Linked DNA regions of Homo sapiens: region 1 is linked to region 2. A link is a contact called in ENCODE Hi-C or POLR2A ChIA-PET data. All regions are on one chromosome and are shown on one strand. The core of a region is the stretch at or near the end of the contact, and the rest is flanking DNA. Distances in the headings are between cores, read along the strand shown. Region 1 overlaps TECPR2 (tectonin beta-propeller repeat containing 2). Region 2 overlaps TECPR2 (tectonin beta-propeller repeat containing 2).

Evidence for each region. Hi-C counts contacts between places; a loop is a spot of excess contacts on that map. ChIA-PET counts read pairs that join two places held with the same protein, here RNA polymerase II (POLR2A). Pooled maps may share reads with other maps.
Region 1: POLR2A ChIA-PET joins it to region 2 with 10 read pairs in OCI-LY7. The contact joins two enhancer-like sites. A Hi-C loop is called at or near these places in 8 of 168 maps with a recorded cell type or tissue (PC-9, Right ventricle myocardium inferior, dorsolateral prefrontal cortex and 4 more) and 7 of 50 pooled maps. POLR2A ChIA-PET finds 5 or more read pairs at or near these places in 8 of 52 experiments (HCT116, HEK293, HepG2 and 4 more).

What each region holds. Positions count from the first base shown.
Region 1 is chr14:102,483,179-102,488,919 of GRCh38, reverse strand. The region is part of intron 17 of TECPR2 (tectonin beta-propeller repeat containing 2); the gene reads right to left. Among named protein-coding and RNA genes, the nearest start is that of ANKRD9, 24 kb to the left of the region's middle. Within about 2 kb of position 2,998, at least 3 of the 41 ENCODE cell types and tissues checked have a DNase peak (open chromatin) inside an H3K27ac peak, as active enhancers do; they include gastrocnemius medialis and psoas muscle, where a contact is called at or near this core.
Region 2 is chr14:102,448,102-102,453,917 of GRCh38, reverse strand. TECPR2 (tectonin beta-propeller repeat containing 2) reads right to left here. Exons shown (of 20, transcript NM_014844.5): 14 at 4,049-4,289; 15 at 3,269-3,358; 16 at 1,291-1,524. Among named protein-coding and RNA genes, the nearest start is that of ANKRD9, 59 kb to the left of the region's middle. Within about 2 kb of position 2,822, at least 5 of the 41 ENCODE cell types and tissues checked have a DNase peak (open chromatin) inside an H3K27ac peak, as active enhancers do; they include gastrocnemius medialis and psoas muscle, where a contact is called at or near this core.

The DNA.
Region 1 (5,741 bases), core at 1,749-4,248, 35 kb before region 2:
ACAAGAGCAAAACTCCATCTCAAAAAAGAAAAAAAAAAGAATGTTCTGGAACTATATAGTGACAATGGTTGCACAACATTGCAAATGTACTGTCACTAACGGTAAATCTCATGTGTATTTTATCACAATTTAGAAAAAAAAAAAAGTAGACAAGCCTTGGTTGTGACAGTGTACTATAGTTTTGCAGTTACCATTGCTGTGAACTGGGTAAAGGGTACTCAGGATTTCTTATAAATACAAGTGCAGTGACCATTATCTCAATAAAAATTTCAATTAGGCCGGGTGCAGTGGCTCATGCCTGTAATCCCAGCACTTCGGGAGGCTGAGGCAGGCGGACCACCTGAGGTCGGGAGTTTGAGACCAGCCTGACCAATATGGAGAGACCTCGTCTCTACTAAAAAAAAAGTACAAAATTAGCCGGACGTGGTGGGGGGCGCCTGTAATCCCACCTACTCAGGAGGCTGAGGCAGAAGAATTGCTTGAACCCAGGAGGCAGAGGTTGCGGTGAGTCAAGATTGCGCCATTGCACTCCAGCCTGGGCAAAAAGAGTGAAACTACGTATCAAAAAAATAAAAAAAAATTCAATTAAAAAAAAAAAAAAGGCCGAGCACAGTGGCTTACACCTATAATCCCAGCTCTATGAGACACTGAGGCAGGAGAATTGCCTGAGCCCAGTAGCTCGAGACCTAATCTCTACTAAAAAAACAAAAAAAAAGTAGTAGGTGATCTAAAATTTTGGCTTATTCATATTAAAAACTTCATAAAAATGCAAAAGAGGCTGGGCGTGGTGGCTCACGCCTGTAATCCCAGCCCTTTGGGAGGCTGAGGCAGGCGTATCACCTGAGGTCCGGAGTTCAAGACAAGCCTGACCAATATGGAGAAACCCCATCTCTACTAAAAAATATACAAAATTAGCCAGGTGTGGTGGCTCATGCCTGTAATCCCAGCTACTCAGGAGGCTGAGGCAGGAGAATCGCTTGAACCCGGGAGGCAGAGGTTGTGGTGAGCCGAGATCGCGCCATTGCACTCCAGCCTCGGCAACAAGAGTGAAACTCCGTATCAAAAAAAAAAAACAAACAGGCCGGGCGTGGTGGCTCACGCCTGTAATCCCAGCAGTTTGGGAGGCCGAGGTGGGCGGATCACGAGGTCAGGAGATTGAGACCATCCTGGCTAACACAGTGAAACCCCGTCTCTACTAAAAATACAAAAAATTAGCCAGGCGTGGTGGCGGGCGCCTGTAGTCCCAGCTACTCGGGAGTCTGAGGCAGGAGAATGGTGTGAACCTGGGAGGCGGAGCTTGCAGTGAGCCCAGATTGCGCCACTGCACTCCAGCTTGGGGGAGAGAGCGAGACTCCATCTCAAAAAAAAAGAAAAGAAAAGAAAAAGAAAACACAAGTGTCTGGGGCTCAGACCACAGTTCTTCAAACTTCTTGTAGCTGAGCTTTTATCATAGCTTTTATCAACACACGTGTGCGCACGCACACACACACTCACACATGTTCCTCAGTCAGAATGTGGTAAACCCAGGCTGAAAAACAAAAACATGCTGAAGATTTCACAGCCAAAGGAAACATGTATCTAGACAGACCATTTTGGCATGGACTTATCAGAACTTGGAAGAAATTCAGCAGGAATGTTTCAGGAATACCAGGGTGGACCGAGGGTTTTTGAAGCGGCAGCACAAATGCCCCAGGAAAGACGCCTCTGGAAATAATCCTAACCCAAACAAACCACGGTTATCCAGGCGGCCATTTGTGCTTTCCACACTGCCTTTTCTTTTCCCTCCAAGTCTCTCTCCCTCCCTGTTTTAACCTTGAATCCCCGTAAAGACTGACACATGCTGAGCTTTACTTTCCCTCAAGGATTCATGGTGCTGCTGTGTGTCTGTCCGTCTATCCGTGCAGCCTCAGGGGGCGCTGAGGCGTGTGGGTTGGTTGGGCCATTTGTCACATGGCCCCGTGGTAGCTGTACTTTCTGACTTCTGTTTGGTCTTTCTAGTTCTTTTTTCCCTGTAGCAGACCCTCTTCCTGCTTCTGGTCTATTCTTCCCAATTTCAGATGGGCTTAAAAACCCGATACCCATGTTAATAGGTCTAGAATTAAATTAAAGGTAAATTCTCAGAGCCAGGGCTGACACACTAGGAGGACCTCCTCTTCGTGGTCTGTGTCCTTAGCTGGAGGAGCCGGGGACCATGATCTCTGAGGCTCCTCGAGACTCTGACCGTGGTACGAGGTGGGTATGGCTGCCCGGGGCCTGCTGTGCTGAGCTCTCTCTCTGTCCTCACTGGCCCGAAGACCAGCAGTTTTCCAGCAGCGCCTGTGGGGCCCTGGCCTTGCAGAGGTGCCTCAGGGCCCCTGTGGAAGGGGCAGTTTCATGGGACCAGTTTTGCTGTTACTTGTTGAACACATCTGGCTTATGTACAAGATTTTATTTAAGGCTGGACAGCTGGGAGTGTTTTTTGTATTTTGTACACACACCTGTAGTCCCAGGTACTCAGGAGGATGAGGTAAGAGGATCACTTGAGCCCAGGAGGTTGAGGTTACAGTGAACTGAGATTGTGTCACTGCACTCCAGCGTGGGTGACGGAACAAGAGCCTAACTCAAAAAAATTTTTTTTTAATTTGAAGAATGGGTCCCACTGCTAAAAAACATTTGGAAACTTCTGGCCCAGCAGAGCAGGGCTCCAGACAGAAACAGGCTCCACTGCTGCTCTCTTCTGGCCTGTCAGAGGCCTCTCCCTCTCCGTGGTGGGTCCTTCTGCACTGACTCCAGTTACTGCTGGGCCTCTACATCTGGTCTGAGGTGTGACCTCAGAATCCAGCAAGAAGCTGCATCTGCTAATTGTAGGGGGTGCGCTAAAGAAAACGCTCAGAAGCAGGTTTCCTGGGTGCCTGTCACATTCTGTCCTTCCTGAGCAGGGGCTGGTGGAGCCAACTGGCCACTCTTCCTGTCTACCCTCCAGACCTTGTCACTGATACCAGCCCAACGACTGCGCCATGGCTAGCACCAGGACTCAAATATTGCTGTGAGACAAGAAGAGCAGAAGCTGGACCCAGTGGCACACACCCTGGTCTCTGATAGCTCATCGCCCTGCTCTGTGGCTGACTCTACAGACAGGCTCGGGGAAGCACCTTCTGGATGAGTGCAGCCCAGAGGGAGAGGTCCCTAAAGATGATCTCTGGGCTCTGCTCCTCTAGGGTCATGGCAAGCATCGCGAGGGGCTCCCCTTCCTGCCGCTCATGGTTTTACTGGGGGCACACGCAGGGCAGGCTGGGACAAGCTTCCCTAGGTCGTTGTTTAAACTACTGGGTCATAAGTTGTTAAAGCACGATGAGGGGACTGCTGCAGGACCCAGGGCACCCCGTTAGAACCCTGTGGTCTACTTCTAGGTATCATGGCCTTCCAGAATGAGAGAAAAGACTTAGAGTTCAATATGGTGAAGAGGGGTAATAGTTCCTAGAAGCAAGTTTTGAAGAAGAGAGCTCAAAAACAATAGATGTTTAAATGGAGGTATAGGAAAAAAAGGCAACATGGAAAAAATTAAAGGAAGTGGCAAAAAACAATTTAGTTTCTCTCAAAGGGAGCTGGTTCCATCCCACACCATTAGACAGCAGTTTGGGGAGGTTTCATACCTTCATTTGCAGGCAGCATAGTTGTGCTGACGGAACAACTTACAGTGTAACAGGCAGCCCCACCAGCACCTAAATACCACTCAAAGATGTTCAGAGGCTTAGAGGAAAATAGTGGCTATACTCTGAAGACTGTGATACCAGAACCGTGGAGGTGAAGGGGATGAGCTGCACCATGGTGCTCAGCGCTGGGTATGTGCAAGAGTCACCTGCAGGGCGCTGAAGAAGCCAGAAGCTTCTGGGCAGTGATGATAATGAGCACACAATTACTCTTTCACTCCCTTCTCAAGCACCACTACCATGAGAGGGAATGGGTTAAACAAAGAAAAACGGGGCGGGCGCAGTGGCTCGCGCCTGTAATCCCAGCACTTTGGGAAGCCGAGGCAGACCGGATCACCTGAGGCCAGGAGTTCGAGACCAGCCTGACTAACATGGCGAAACCCTGTCTCTACCAAAAATACAAAAATTAGCCAGGCATGGTGGCATGCGCCTGTAATCCCAGCTACTCGGGAGGCTGAGGCAGAGAATTGCTTGAACACAGGAGGGGGAGGCTGCAGTGAGCTGAGATCGGGCCACTGCACTCCAGCCTGGGTGACAAAGCAAGACTCCATCTCAAAGAAAAAAGGTTCAAATCTCCTAAGGACAGAGAGAATGAGGGGAGGAAGCAGCCATACAATTCTGGAAGCTGGAAAGTGGGGGATGCATGGCAAGGACTCAGCGGGCCCTGGAAGGCTAAAAGCAACGACTCCCCACCCAGCAGCCCAGCCAGATTGCTGTCAGAGACCCGCGGGGCCCACAGGCTCCATGCATGTGCTCAGGGCTTCCAGTCAGCCTTGCTGGGCCTCACTCTTCCAACCAGGGGACTGCCAACATCTGAAGAAAGCCTCTGCCATGTAAAAGGCGAACTAGACAGAAAACACACAACTTGGGACATACAAAGACCAGGCAGGGAGAAGAAACTTCCAAAACATCCTTAGGGAGATGAGAGAAGACTGACTCTACAGCCATCAAACAACAACAGGAACTTTCAGAAATTAAACATGTGATCATGGAAATAATCTGACAGAGGGTTGGAGAAATAAGGTTGAGAATGTCTTCTAGAAAGCAGGATAAAAGCATAAAAAGACAGAAACAGGAGAGAAAGGAAAAGTGGAGGCCAGCTTAGAAAGTCCACAATACAAAAGGAAGCCTCCAGGCTGGGCACAGTAGCTAATGCCTGTAATCCCAGCACTTTGGGAGGCCAAGGCAGGTGGATCACCTGAGGTCAGGAGTTCGAAACCAGCCTGGCAAACATGGTGAAACCTTGTCTCTACTGAAAATATAAGAATCAGCCAGGCATGGTGGCAGGTGCCTATAATCCCAGCTACGTGGGAGGCTGAGGCAGGAGAATCGCTTGAACCCGGGGGGCAGAGGCTGTAGTGAGCCCAGATTGCGCCACTGCACTCCAGCCTGGGCAACAAGGGCAAAAACACCAACTCAAAAAAAAAAAAAAAAAAAAAGAAAAGGAAAAGGAGGCCTTCAGCCAGAGCAGACAGAAAACAGGAGGGGTGCCAGGTGCAGTTGCTCATGCCTGGAATCCAGCACTTTGGGAGGCCAAGGTGGCAGGATTGCTGGAGCCCAGGAGTTCAAAAGCAGCCTGGGCAATATAGTGAGACTCCATCTCTACAAAAAATAATAAAAAAATTAGCTGAACATGGTGCATATGCCTGTGGTCCCAGCTACTTGGGAGGCTGTGGTGGGAGGATTGCTTGAGCCCAGAAGTTTAAAGCTACAATGAGCTGTGATTGCGCCATTGTGCTCCAGCCTGGGTGACAGAGTGAGAGACCGTCTCAAAAACAAAACAAAACAAAACAAAACCCCACAACAACAAAAAACCCTACAACAACAACAACAACACACAAAAACATAACAACAAAAAAAGGAAAACAAGAGAGGCGGGGCAGAAGAGGACCCCAGCAGAGGACCCAGACACCCACCAGCACATAGGCTGCAACCACCTGGCTGCAAGGATGAACACAGCCCTCACCAAGGCATACCACTATGTATCTGTTCTTATAACACTAGGAACAAAGAGACCTTACAAACTTTCAGAAAGAAAAACAGGTCAAGTAT
Region 2 (5,816 bases), core at 1,573-4,072:
CTTGGCCTCCCAAAGTGCTGGGATTATAGGCATTAGCCACTGTGCCCAGCCCTCTTCTTGCTTTCTTTCTCCCCATCCTTTTTTTTTTTTTTTTTTTGGTGAGTACATGTGATTGAGTTTTCAAACATTAAATGCTTATACAATTCAAGTCTACCACATAACCAAATGCTGGTTCTAAGTTAAAAAAACTGGGAAGCCTTGCAGCCAGGAAGTTCCTAAGTCAGTCCTGCTGCAAGTGCAGGGCTCATCCGGGCCCTGGGGGCCATCTGCACAACTCCACCTTCAGGCAAACCACACCTATGCTGCCTGATCCACCAAGAATCTACTCAGAGAGAAATCTAATGTTGTGGGCTTATGTTATTATTTCTTGGAACATGAATGAATTATTTACAAATAGCAGCACTACATTTCTTTCTTTCTTCTTCTTTTTTTTTTTTTGAAACAGAATCTCGCTCTGTTGCCTGGGCTGGAGTGCAATGGCATGATCTCGGCTCACTGCAACCCCCGCCTCCCGGGTTCAAGCAATTCTCCTGCCTCAGCCTCCTGAGTAGCTGAGACTACAGGCGTGCACTGCCACGCCCACCTAATTTTTTTTTGTATTTTTAGTAGAGACAGGGTGTCACCATGTTGGCCAGGCTGGTCTCGAACTCTTGATCTCAGGTGATCCACCCACCTCAGCCTCCTAAAGTGCTGGGATGACAAGTGTGAGCCACTGCGCCCGGCCTACAAATAGCACTACATTTCTTAGCCTACTCCACGGCTTTTGATAGAAGATTCAGAGAAAAGCAGGAGCTAGTGGATGCAGGTCCTCCTATATCTGGCTGAGCTGAAGGAGAGCTAGCACCTGTGTGCTGAGCCACTCTCCTCCGCCAGGTACTGTCCTGAGGAGATAGACAAACGTGGCACTGATCCTGTCATAGGGAACACCCATCTTTTCAGCTTTTCAGGTCATAAAGCTATGTTCCATATTCAGAAAGACTGACGGGGCAGCTGCATCACCAGTATCCTTCAAGCCGCTCGCAGCGAGTGGCCCCTTGACCTGAGGACGCACACCCTCCTCGGGTTCTGACAGCCCTGCAAACTCTAAGGGGCAGGGGAAGGGACAAAACCCAGAGCCTGTCTAGTCTGAAAGAGTGGCCAACTGAGCTCCTGAAATTCAGCAGCTTATAAACACCCCCTCAGAACTCTCACAGGTTGGACACAGGCCGGGCAGTTTTGTCCGACATCACGTTGTGATGCCGGTTTAGGGCAGTCAGGGCACCGGCAGGTGTACTCACGAGGTGGCCGTACCTAGCTGGGAGAGGTCCAGCCTGGTCCAGTGCATGCCCGTGGGGCAGCTCTTGGAGAGCGTCCTGATGAACACCTGGCCGAGGCTGTCCAGCGCCCACAGCGCATCCTGGCAGGCGGCATAGGCGCGCATCTCGGCTTCGGGAGGCAGCTGCACCGTGGAGGGCCGCGACTGTGCGCTCTGGGCGCTGACGCTGCACAGGTCCTTGCTGCTCTGGCACAGCCACAGGAAGCTTCCTGCAGAAAGGGGTCATGTTTGTCATCGAGGTGTTGTCTGCACCAAGCCGCCTGCCCTAAATGCACAAGGCAGCCTTTGCCTTTCAGCAGACGCTAGCCACCTGGCCACAGATGCCAGCTCACTCACCTGCCCATTCCCACACGGGCAGGAGCGGTGTAGCACTTTAAGGTAGAAGGCAGAGGGAAACACCGTGACTAACAAGAAACACGCCTGAGATGTTGGAAAGAAATGGAAAGAAGGCAAGGCTTAGGAGATTTTATGAAGGCCATAATGTTGGCTTAGTGGCTTTGACCTCCCATTTTTCATGGGCTGAGAAGTTTTTCACTTGAACAAAGGCACCAAAGCATTTTTAATGTAGAAAGTTAATTTTACCAAGAGGAGAAGACTATCAACTCGGTGCCCTGGAGGGAGGGAGGGTTGGCAGTTCCTAGGAAGGATGGCGCCATGGTGCTCTCCCGGACCTTCTGGGGATGGGGCCGGGGGGTGGGGCAGCTGCTGGAGAAGGCTTAGGAAGCTGGAAGTGCTTCTCTTCCCACCCTTGCCTCAAAATCATGTCCTTTCATTCCCTACAGCATTTTAAAAAAGTCCTTTAGGTTTAACAGATTCTGTTTAAAATGCAAATAATCCTTAGGGCAGTTAAAATCTTGGTCACAGTACGTTATATGAAGTATTATCTACAACTTGTGGCCACGTTTTGGAATTCAAACTTTTTCTGGATTTTTGAAAACCTAAGCTAATGGGTATGCCAGAGGTTTACAAAACAACCACGGAGGGGCCAGGCGCTCCCCGGTGAAGTGCGGTAACATCCCTGCAACATGGATGCGGTCACAGCCAACAGATCAACCAAGGCTGGAGGCAGCTATGTGAGATCCGGTCAGGTTTTGCTGCCAAATTAATTTATGCCAGACTCAAGAAATAACATTGTTTTCAGAGATTTCTGGGTTCCAGAACTGTGGTCCGAACAATCTGGTGAGTAAGAAGTTATTGTACTGACCCAGTCACCTGCATCCTAGTGGGACTAATGGTTTGAACTAAGCAAACGATTCCCTCTTCACCACAGATTTCACAGCATCTTTGCATTTCATCCTCAGGCAATCCTGGGAGGAGGTACAGCTACTTCCCAGAGAGGTCGCCTGACTGCCGGGGCTCCCAGCTAAGCGGGTGGGGGAAGTGCCCCTCCCGGCCGCAGATGCCAGCTCCCTCACCCTCTGGTGCCCTGGCTCCCTCACAAACCCTGTACTCCGCAGGGACACTGAGTTCTGCCCAGAATGTGGTTGGCAGGAGCACCCCGCTGCAGGGCAGGTCTGCCTAATGCGGTGCAAATGTCGGACTTAGGTTATCCGGAGGCTGTGAACAAGACGGAAGGAAGTTGCTGGGAGGTGACAGAAGGATTCTCGAGGGGAGATGGGAAGGTGCCCAAAGAAGCTGTGGCCCCTGCCATGTGCCACTGGAAGTCACCAGCTGCCAGCCCCGGTGGCTGCACTGTGTGAGCCCCTCCTTCAGAAGGACACTTTCCCTCATCTTCACCACGCTCGGTCCCTCTCAGAGGCTCTCCTGGTCAGGCCTATCCCGATTCAGGGCCCTCGGCTCAGCTAACAAGGGCTACTGGCCTCTGACACCCTCACGTGGTCAGTCTCCGAGGCATGCCCCATAACCAACAAGGCCACAGTCCGACTGTGGTTTGAACCTTTCCAATGGCCAAGCTGTGCTCTAGATTCTTCAGTGAGGCTAAGACTGACCCACCTTCCTTCGTGGGAGCTGCAGAAGCCAACACAAAGGCCCATTTTGTAGCAGAAGCTGTCCCACGGGGAACCACATGATTCCAGTAGGTGCCTGGAAAGAGTAAATAGGAAGAATGTGTTAAAGAAAGAAAGCATAGACAAAACCACTTCAGATCTTAGTTCTGGACGACAGCTGGCCTTCAAACCCTTTCTCCAGATAATTCTAGAGTGTCCCTAAATAAAGCGACATGAGCAATCACAGCCTAACATTCATCTCCCTCTGAATACTGCCAGGCAGAGCCACACCCAGTCCAGGGTCGTGGAGGCCATGCAGCAGGGAGAGGGCTGGAGAAAAGCAAGGGGTTCACTCACAGAAACAAACCCCAGGATGTGTAGACTGGCATCTACATTCACAGACCTGGCCAGAGCCTTGCATTTCCAACAGTGGCGATCACCTTCCCTCCAGGAAGTGGACCATTCTCTCTCACTAGGTTTGGGTGGATTTTTTCATTTAAAATGTGAAATTGTTAACATAAAAATGACCTCCATTTGCTTTTCTTATGTCATAAAAGGTTTCCAGGGGAAACACTATCCAGACACAGGGATACGAGTTTTAGGAATGACAGATTTTTTAAAAAGGAGAGAAACTGATCACAAAGCATAGAGTGCCTCCACTAGACACTTCATACCACTGGCACTAAATTATCTTTTCAAGTTGAGATCTTAAAGCTTTTCTTTAAATGTTGGCTTTAAAGTGAGGCTGCCTATAAAGCCAGTGTGAAAATTACAGCAATTCACCCACCTATGAGACTTCCCTTAGCGACGTGGAATTCATTCTTGCCCGAGGAGATCCAGACACCGCTGTTATTGACCCCGAGAAGGCTTGGCTGGCACTGAAGCTGCTGGGACCAAAACGCCATGCGCAGCTTATCTGCCACCTTTTCTACGGGGGCTTGGGCTGCTGTGGCCACCGAGTGAGTGGCATGGATTATCGTCTGAAATAAGCTGCACTGGTCAAACACCACATAGTCCGTGATGCTCACCTGGAAGGAGGAGACAAGCAAAAGCCCTGCTGTCAGAGCAGTTACAAGTGTAGACTCTCTGCCTTGAGGGAAGGTTCTAGCTCAGGTCCACACCTCTGCATTTCTAGTAACAAGATGACCATCCAAACACAAATGTGCACGTGTGCGCTTGTGAAAGGACCAAAAAAATGTGGCAGGATGCCATCAAACTGCTAATGCTAACTCCAGCTCCTTCGTAGGGTTGGATTTAAAGGTATGGAAGAATATATTCACATTTTATATACTTTTATACAACATGGATCTGTTACAAGCATGTATTACTTTTGTGATTATCACCCCCTCACACCCCTTCTAAGAAGACTTTCATTCTAATCAGAGTGAGAAAGAATAATTTTGCCATCTTTTCTGAGACAGTCTTGCTCTGGCATCCAGGCTGGAATGCAGTGGCACAATCATACTCAGCCTTGACTTCCAGGATCAAGCAATCCTCCCACCTCAGCCTCCCAAATACAGGCGAATGCTACTACATGTAGCCAATTTTTAAATTTTTTGTAGAGACAGGTCTCCCTGTGTTGCCCAGGGCTGGTCTTGAACTTCTGGGCTCAAGTGATCTCCCTGCCTTGGCCTCCCAAAGTGTTGGGATTACTGGCATGAACCACTATGCCCAGCTTTAATTTTGCTTTTAAATCAGGTATTTCCAATGGACAACAGTATACGGTACTTAGAAACATAATATGCATCTAAAAAGGTATCACAAGTAGAGTGATGAACTTTTTTTTTTTTGAGACATAGTCTTGCCCTGCCACCCAGGCTGGAGTGCAGTGGTGCAATTTTGGCTCACCGCAACCTCTGCCTCCTGGGTTCAAGAGATTCTCGTGCCTCAGCCTCCCGAGTAGCTGGGACTACAGGCGCACGCCACAACAGCCGGCTAATTTTTTATATTTTTAGTAAAGATGGGGTTTCACCATGTTGGCCAGGCTGGTCTTGAACTCCTGACCTCAGGTGATCCGCCCGCCCAGGCCTCCCAAAGTGCTGGGATTACAGGTGTGAGCCACCATGCAAGGCTGTGATGAACTAATTTATGATCTGAATTGGGACTACTAATAATTACTCCAGGGCAAGAGCATCAACTAGGACCATCCTGGGTATCTAGACTCTAACCCTAGCTCAGAAGGGTAGCTTGCTTCTATAACATTCCTGAAAAGCATTCATATACCTCAGACATTTCTCCAACCACCCCTCCCTGCAGGAAGCTCTTCTCTTCTTGGGCAGCTTGATATAAGGCAAATTCTTTATGAGTGAAAATCTGATTCTCCATGATGTTCACTCACATTTCTGCCCTGCTGGGTTTGATTACATAAAACATCACTGGCATAAATGCCCTACTCCTGGTCGGGCACAGTGGCTCACGCCTGTAATCCCAGCACTTTGGGAGGCCAAGGCAGGTGGATTACTTGAGGTCAGGAGTTCCAGACCAGCCTGCCAACATGGTGAAACCCTGTCTCTACAAAAATACATATATGTATATTTTTACATGTATATGTATAT